Regions from separate parts of the Homo sapiens genome. Here region 2 is linked to region 1. The links are chromatin contacts, found by Hi-C or POLR2A ChIA-PET in ENCODE. All regions are on one chromosome and are shown on one strand. Each heading gives the region's core, a stretch centred on a gene start or an enhancer-like site at or near the end of the contact. The rest is flanking DNA. Distances are from core to core; before and after follow the strand shown.

The links. Hi-C counts contacts between places; a loop is a spot of excess contacts on that map. ChIA-PET counts read pairs that join two places held with the same protein, here RNA polymerase II (POLR2A). Pooled maps may share reads with other maps.
Region 2: a loop to region 1 is called in a map of endothelial cell of umbilical vein, with 4 times the contacts of the local background. The contact joins the enhancer-like site here to the promoter of ZBTB38 in region 1. A Hi-C loop is called at or near these places in 6 of 168 maps with a recorded cell type or tissue (Caco-2, GM12878, HepG2 and 3 more), 25 of 37 single-sample maps with no recorded cell type and 9 of 50 pooled maps. POLR2A ChIA-PET finds 5 or more read pairs at or near these places in 9 of 52 experiments (A549, AG04449, AG04450 and 6 more).

What each region holds. Positions count from the first base shown.
Region 1 is chr3:141,366,642-141,370,466 of GRCh38, reverse strand. ZBTB38 (zinc finger and BTB domain containing 38) reads right to left here and starts at 1,963. Exons shown (of 6, transcript NM_001376113.1): 1 at 1,663-1,963; 2 at 521-595. RefSeq lists enhancers at 837-1,612, 2,067-2,296, 1,362-2,561, 2,389-3,164.
Region 2 is chr3:141,329,853-141,333,677 of GRCh38, reverse strand. It overlaps a transcript of ZBTB38 not described here. Among named protein-coding and RNA genes, the nearest start is that of ZBTB38, 37 kb to the left of the region's middle. Within about 2 kb of position 1,903, at least 8 of the 41 ENCODE cell types and tissues checked have a DNase peak (open chromatin) inside an H3K27ac peak, as active enhancers do; they include GM12878 and endothelial cell of umbilical vein, where a contact is called at or near this core.

The DNA of each region.
Region 1 (3,825 bases), core at 714-3,213:
GTCACTGCTAAGTGGCTGCTCCACCAAGGACTACATTTCCCAGACTCCTCTGTGGTTAGCTGTGGTCATGTGATGGAGTTTTAGCCAATGGAATGTGAGTAGAAGTAACACGCACCACTTCTAGGCAGAGCCCATAAAAAACTCCCATGTGCACTTTTTCATGCTCTTTTCTTACTGCACTGAGGAGTGGAGACACCCCTAGGCGACCTTGAAAACCACATGCTGCAGAAGGCAAAGCCCCTCTCTACCTGTGTCTCTGAATGAATGCATGAAAGACAGTTGCCCCACTGACCTGTACTGTTACATGAGCAAGAAATAAACTATTGTGTTTGAGCCATTATAGATTTGGGGTTCTATTATAACAATTAGCCTATCCTAATATCCTTTTTAATATAGCTGTAATCATTGTGTACAGAAATCTCTGTGCCCTTTCCCCTTTTCTTTGAATCTTACCACAAACTAAAAAAGGAGAATTGGGAGACTTAAATTTAAGTAGCTGTTGGGGACAAATGACACTTACCAAATTAGTGGTCACAACATTCAGATCTTAGAGCCAGAAGAACAGGACTACAGCAGAGCCTCACTTCAAGACAACCTAATATATTAAAGTAAAACAAAAAGTAAAACATAAGGCCTATAAAACAGATATTTTAGTGTGTGATAGTTAATTTCCAAAGGGAGTTGTCCATTTACAAAGGAATATGCCACTGTTTTCCAGTAAATGACAAGCTTCCTTACTGCCTTTAAAATGAGACTTACGCCTCCCCGCTCCCAGTCATTTTAACATAGAATTTCTGAAGAACAGATCTCCCCTGGTACGTCAGCTATACGAAGACTAGATGCTGACTCAGGGGATGACTTAGAAGCCGGGAAAATCAGGGTATGATTTCTATGCCTACGTGCTGTTCTCATGTATGTGTCAAAACTTTTCTCTTGGGAACTTAACTTTCTTGGGTAGGAACTTCCAGAGGTCGTGAAATTATAGGCTTTGTAAAGAACTATGAGTTTTTAGACAAAGTTAAAACAGACACATTGTGTCTTTGTGCTTAATATCATCCCAGATACGATGGCACAAGTAGGAATGAAAATAAGTCCTCTGTAAACAGGGCGATAAGATAATGGAGGTTCATACACAGAACAATCAGAAACGTGCTCAGTAAAGGCAGCACAATTATGTACATCTTTTTACCAGGGCTGTCATATTTTACCAGGTTAAGTGTGAAAATACCATTTGATGGCACAGGACACGTATTTGCCTAGAACAGGGTTTATTTTTATGTCTGATCGCTCAGTATAAGATCTAGGAAGCAAACAATCCAGAACTCTGAACAAACATTCTGACAGCCTGAAACGGAATACTCAGGTGAGGGGAGGAAGAGGAGGCAAAACAAGAGGGTTGACAGGGAAAGGCATCAGTTGGGCTGTTCTCCCCAGGGTTTCCGTCTTAGTATTGTTTTTTTTTTTTTTTTTTGCATTCTTTTCTGATCCTGTGGAGAGAGATATCAGATCCCTTTGGGGCCGTATTTAGAGGGTCTCCCAAATGCAGTCCCTACTCCCAACTCTGGGCTGGGGCTTGGCAAGCTGTAGGCGTCAGGGAACAAGATGGCGCCCTACGGTGAAGGGCGCTGAGTGAGGGGGGGCCAAAAGTGGGCCTTCACTTACTCGGAGGCGCTGGCTCCTCTGAAACCCAGACGCTGTCAACTCCCTGGGCCCAGGAGTCACAACCGCTTTCGTGCTCTGGGTTCTTCACTTCTTGTGATCAGCTCCACATATTTTTCTGATGATGTCACCCATTCTGACTTCCTACATTTTGAAAGTTGATCTACAAGTAAAATCTTTCGTGAGGCTTAAAAAAAAGAAGAAAAGAAATAAAAGGTGTGCTATAGGGAGATGGAGAGGAAGAGAAAGGCCGTTGCCTCTTTATTTTGAGATTTGCTGCAGCTGCGAGTGCCACTCCCCAACTAGTTTCCTGGCTTCAGAGGGAGGCCAGTGGCCGGGCGTGGGTGACGTCAGGGCCAGGCCTGAGTCATCGCCAGCAGCCCGGGCCGGGCTGCCCTGCCACTCGGAAGGGGACAAAAGGAACCTTTGATGTCCAGAGGCCCTCCTCTCAGCACACTCGCCGGCACAGACCAGCAGGCCAGGAGAACATTCCTGCCGTCTCCCCACCCCCAGCCGCCCTTCCTACTTCCGGAACAGCCCCAGACAGATTCAACAAGGCCTCCCCAAAGGACATCACCCTCCTGCATGGCAGAGGCATGGCCGTGCTCTGTCAGAGAAGCAGGGAAGAAGAAGAGGGTGTTTCCCTGGGGACCTCTCACTGCCCCTCTGCCATCCCCCTTCTTCTGTGTGGTGCCCACCTTACTCAAGGAGTTGCAGTGGTATTGAAAGAGATGCGGAAAGGTGGAAGGCACTTTTGTCACCATCCCCGGGCAGCTCCTGGTGGTCAGTGTCTATTCTCCTCTGCCTCTGTGCTGTGGCCCTGGGCTTCGCTCCCTACCCTGGGTGCCAACATGAACTAGCTCTTCCTGGATTTAAGACATGACCACTCTTTAAAGGGGATATTTATATCTCAGTGCCTGGCATGAGGCTTGGTAATTATATGATGAATTAAGGAATGATAATTGTAAAATAAAATAGTAGAGGACACATATTAAATACTTAGAGTGAACATTCAAGCCTCTGTGCTTTATGAAGATTATTTCATTTATTGGTATTATCACAACAAAAAAGCTGTGAGGTAGGTACTATTAATATTCCTAATGCTATAGAGAAAGAAATGGATGCTCAGAGAGGTTAAGACACTTCTCTAAAGCCTCACAGCTAGTTAGTTCATGGCAGAGCCTGGATCATCTAATCTCACATCCTGTTTTCTTAATCACGGTGCTGAGTGGCTGGAGTGAATGAAGGAATATTGACCAAGGGCAACCTGGCCAGGAGAAAAGAGACAAAGATGGGACTTGAAACCACATCCTACAAGGAAACAATGAAACAATTAGGAATGTTCTGGCAACATGGGCCTCATGCCTTCTTACTGCGTCAACACCAGGTCTGAGGTTTGGCAAGTGGGTGGCTTACTCAGCGTAGCCAGGAGGGCGAATCAGTCATCAGGTTCAAGTGGGGATGAGAAACTAGGGAGGTCGGATGGACGCAAGCCTGTGGCATGTGGTAGATGCAAAATCCGAGAGCCACGGGGTACAGAGTACCTCGGCGGGAGCCAGAGTCCACGCTTGTCTTTGTTGCCTTCTGGCCTCATGGATGTAGGTGGGAGGGTCAGTCCATCTGGGGTGGACAAGAAGGCTACAGGAAGAAGGACATGACGGCACTCTCAAAGATTCCAGACTCAGAAAGAGTTGGAACTGTGGTGTGGTTTTAGAGTGCAGGAGGAGTGAGAAGGGATTGGGAACAGATCTGGACCTGACAATGGTAGTTACTTTCTACTCTTAGCGCCCTCCTACCAGGAATCAGCTGCCTTTCTGGGCCTGAGGAAGAGTCCTGGCAATGGCTGTGGGCAAGCAAAGGCGAGGAGGGGTGGTGAGAAGAGAACATCTGCTTATCGGGGTATCTGGGCCCAGCATAAGAATGACCTACGAGGTAGCTTCTCCCTCTGTGGTTTATGATTCTGTGGTTTGTACTTTTCCATGATTCTCTTAGAGTAAATGTCTCATTCCAAGAGGAAGACAAAACCAGGAATTTCCAGCCCCTTGTGGAGGCCTCCTTGATAACACACCCACAGCTTTCCTTCCCACTGTGGGTGGGGTGTCAGGTCACAGAGACCACTCTCCCTGACTCAGGCAATCTATGCCTCTGATGCCTGGGACATTGTGT
Region 2 (3,825 bases), core at 654-3,153, 37 kb after region 1:
GGCACTCTTTCCCCACCCACACTGCCCTTGTCTTGGCAGCCTGGGCTCTACTTGTCCACCCTCTGCAGCCAGCCCTGTTGGTGCTTCTTGATCCTGTGGTAACCCCTTCCTCTCACTGATTAGGCATGGAGTGGACCCAGCAGGGGCTGTGCCTGGTCAACCTGAGCCTCCATCTCACAAATGTGATCTGAGTGGCAGGCCATCTGTGGCTGGCCATCCAGATAGCAGCAGGCTTTGGAGCCATGAGGTCTTGTGGACTCTGGGCTGGTAGATGTCAAGCAGAGACAGGCAGACAGAAGCAGGGATGAAGTGGGCCTGGAGTGAGCAACCAACCATGTGAGTGACTCTCCCGTGCTGGTTTCCTGGGCCTGGCTGAGTCTGACTTGCTGTCCTAGGTCTCCTTTACCTATAACCTCACACCAACCCCAGTCCCCTATTAACTGAGCCAGTTGGCATTGGCTTCTGTCTCCTGTATCCGAACAAGGCTTTACCGGAGCAAACAATGAGTCTGGGCTTTACACTGTCCCCTGGGGCCCTCAAAGGCCTGCTAAGGATTTTACAAAGGAGCCAGATCTCCAACCCCTTGTAGAACTCACTGTGGAGCTTCAATCACTTGTGACCTCTTGAGACCCAAAATGCAAACTTCTAGAATTTAGATGGTCTTGGCAAGTTCATTGTTTAAGAAACCCCTTTCTACAGGACAGGTATTTTTTTCCTGGTGCCATGTAAAATGCCCACACTTGTTCTGTATCCTTCCTTTTCTGATGAGTTCTCTGTGCCACTGAATGTCGGGTATGAATTTCCCCTAGTTTATCAATTAGGTGTAGAAACAATAACAATAGTTTCCAGTAGTTTTCAAATTTTCAGCACAGAATCTTTTTTCTTAAGCTAATGTTACTTGAAACCTCAGTACAGAAGATATATAAGCAGAGCTGCCCTCTGGGTTTCTTCTTTCGGCATCCCTCCCCCACTCCATCTGCAGGCTCTTCTAGAAGCCAAGGGCGCCAGGAACAAGCATTCAGGGCATTGCTCAGGGCGGCAGATCGTTTCATCCTTATCTACAGCAAATATCATGGAGCACCCATTACATATTATAGCCCCTGACAAGCTCTGGAAATACAGCAAAGTACAAGACACATCCCCAACATAAAGGAGAGGTGGCCGGGTGAGAGCCTGTGCCAAGTTTGGAGGTGCAGCTAGGGCTGCAGGGCTCAGAGCTGAGAGGAGTTGCCAGGTGCTAGAGTAGTTGGGGAAGGGGCCACTGCCACCCAGTATGTGGGACTAGAGCAGAATTTCAATAGGTTTACATAAAAAGAGAAGGGGTGTGTAGACAAGACACAGACAAGAGGAGAAATGTGAGCAAGGGTGGAACTGTCTGGGTGCACTCAGGGAATGGCCAGCTGATGAATTTGGTTGGAGTAGCAGGGCATTCTCAATGGGAAAATAGGAAGGGGCCAGAATTTGAATGACAGGCTAGGAAAATTCAACTCATTTCAGAGGCCATCAAGAGCCCTGAATGATTCAACTTAGGAAAAAAGTATTAGGATGAAAAACAAGATAAGCACAAAAATGAGACATCAAGCTGCTCAGTTATGGTGTTTGACGTGGATCTGCAGGAAAGGCCAAGGGTCAGAAAAAGAAACGTTGGTGACACAATTCCCCGCTGCTGACCCTCTTCCCCAAAGGGTCACACGTCTTCCAGACTGAAGGCAAGTGCATTATCTTCCACTTATTTGTCAGGCATCAGAAAGCACAGTGACTCATTTGAAGTCCCCAGCCGAGGACTCCCAGGGGCCCTGACTCACAGGCCTTCCCAGAAGAATCCTGTCCAAGCACAGATGCATGATCACCAGACACTTGTTCATCGGCTGGTGAAAGCAGCTTCCTGGCTCGGTCAGCGCTTCTCAGATCTTTCCTCTTCTGCTCAAACCCATGAATGGGAAACACCTTAACTCTCTCCCAGCCTCAGGCTCAGCCTCAGCTTACTATGACACACTTGCAGCCTAAGGAATACAGAGAAGAATGGCCCCATGTTGAAGTCTCTCCTAAAACCAGCAAAGTGAACACAAACACCTACACAAAAATACAGTAATTCCTTCTCATTTGTGTGTGAGCAATAAAAAAAAAACAAAAAACAAAAAACAACCCAAACACAGTCATTCTTGAAGCAGGCATAAACATCAGTGCTGTACAGGTGAAAGCTGTACTCAGGCTACAGACTTCCATGGGGACGACAGTGTAAGACATTCCCTCACTGGACACAATTTGATGGTGACATATTAGGGCTAGCCAGCTCTGTCTCTGTCTCTCTCTCCTACATAATCAGTAGCCTGAATTTGTCCAGTAGTTGCCTAGAGTGAAATAGATTCTCCAGGTGGGAACATAACCAAGGACTTTGCCCAATCACCCCAGAGCTCTTAGGCATGTTATTCCATAAGGTACACGTTCACCTGTGTCACACATTGCATAGTGCATGCTTCAACAGAAGAGTAAATGAGATATTTAGAGTTGATGTCATGACTCATGAGATGGAGTTGGAATTGAAGATCTTATAAGCAAAAGTTCAAAGAGATGCTGCTAGTAATAATATTTGAGCTGACAGAGGAACTCTACATATATCTTCTCTTTGATCATTATAAGGATCTGGAGACATGGGGAAAGTACATGTCTGTTTTCTGTTGCTTATAACAGAATACTTAAAACTGGGTATTTTATAAGGAAAGAAATGTATTTCCTTTAGTTATGGAGGCCAGGAAGTTCCAGGTTGAGGGGTCACATCTGGTGAGAGCCTTCTTGCTGGTGGGGACTCTCTGCAGAGTCCTGGGGTAGCACAAGGCATCGCATGGCGAGGTTCTCTTCCTCTTCTTGTAAAACCACCAGTTCCCCTCCTGTGATAACCCTTTAACCATTAATCCATGAATGGATTAATCCACTTTTGAGGGCAGAGCCCTCATGATTCAATCAACTCTTAAAGGCCTCACCTCTCAATACTGCCCCATTGGGGATTAAGTTTCCACGTGAATTTTGAGGGGAGCATTCAAACCACAGCAGTGCATTTGGGCAGGGTGGCAAGAACAGAAGCATAAAGAGTCTGAGTGTCTGACACAAGGTCCCTGAACAAGGGAGGGCCTGAACACCCTCTCATCCTGGTCCTCTGGTTTCAGAGGCTGTGTTCTTTCCAACAACTCCACAGGGTGGCTGAGAATGACATCATCAGAAAAGGGACACAGAGGGACAAAGACAGCCACCGTACATCCCCCATCAGTGGAGGAAGGCTTTCTGGTGAGTGGGTTGCAATGGACTTGCTAGCACCTTGCTCAGAATTTCCAGGAATCTGTTCCCAAGGCTCTGGGGGGCAAAGGCAGAGGACGTTCCATGGTACCCTTAGTCAGGAGAGCGCATTAATTGCAGCTGCAGCCAGTGACCCAGCACTGATGAGAAAGCTGTCAGCTGAAAGCTGGACCAGACACACTCCCTGAGGCCACTGGCTATAGTCAACACTGGACACGTACACCTCCCAGTGCCCATCATGACTCCAGAGGAAGGAACTCTTCAAAGAACCTCCTGGTGACTGTGCCACCTTTCTTCCACAATAAATATGTCATCTCTCCTTCATTATTTTATATATATAAAATACATGCATACATAAATAAATGTATATAAATTATATGTGATATATATATACAATATATGTAGATATATAAATTTTTTTATAGAGGCAAGGTCTCACTATGTTGCCCAGGCTAGTCTTGAACTCTTGGGCTCAAGCAATCCACCCACCTTGGCCTCCCAAAGTGCTGGGATTACAGGCGTGAGCCACCGTGC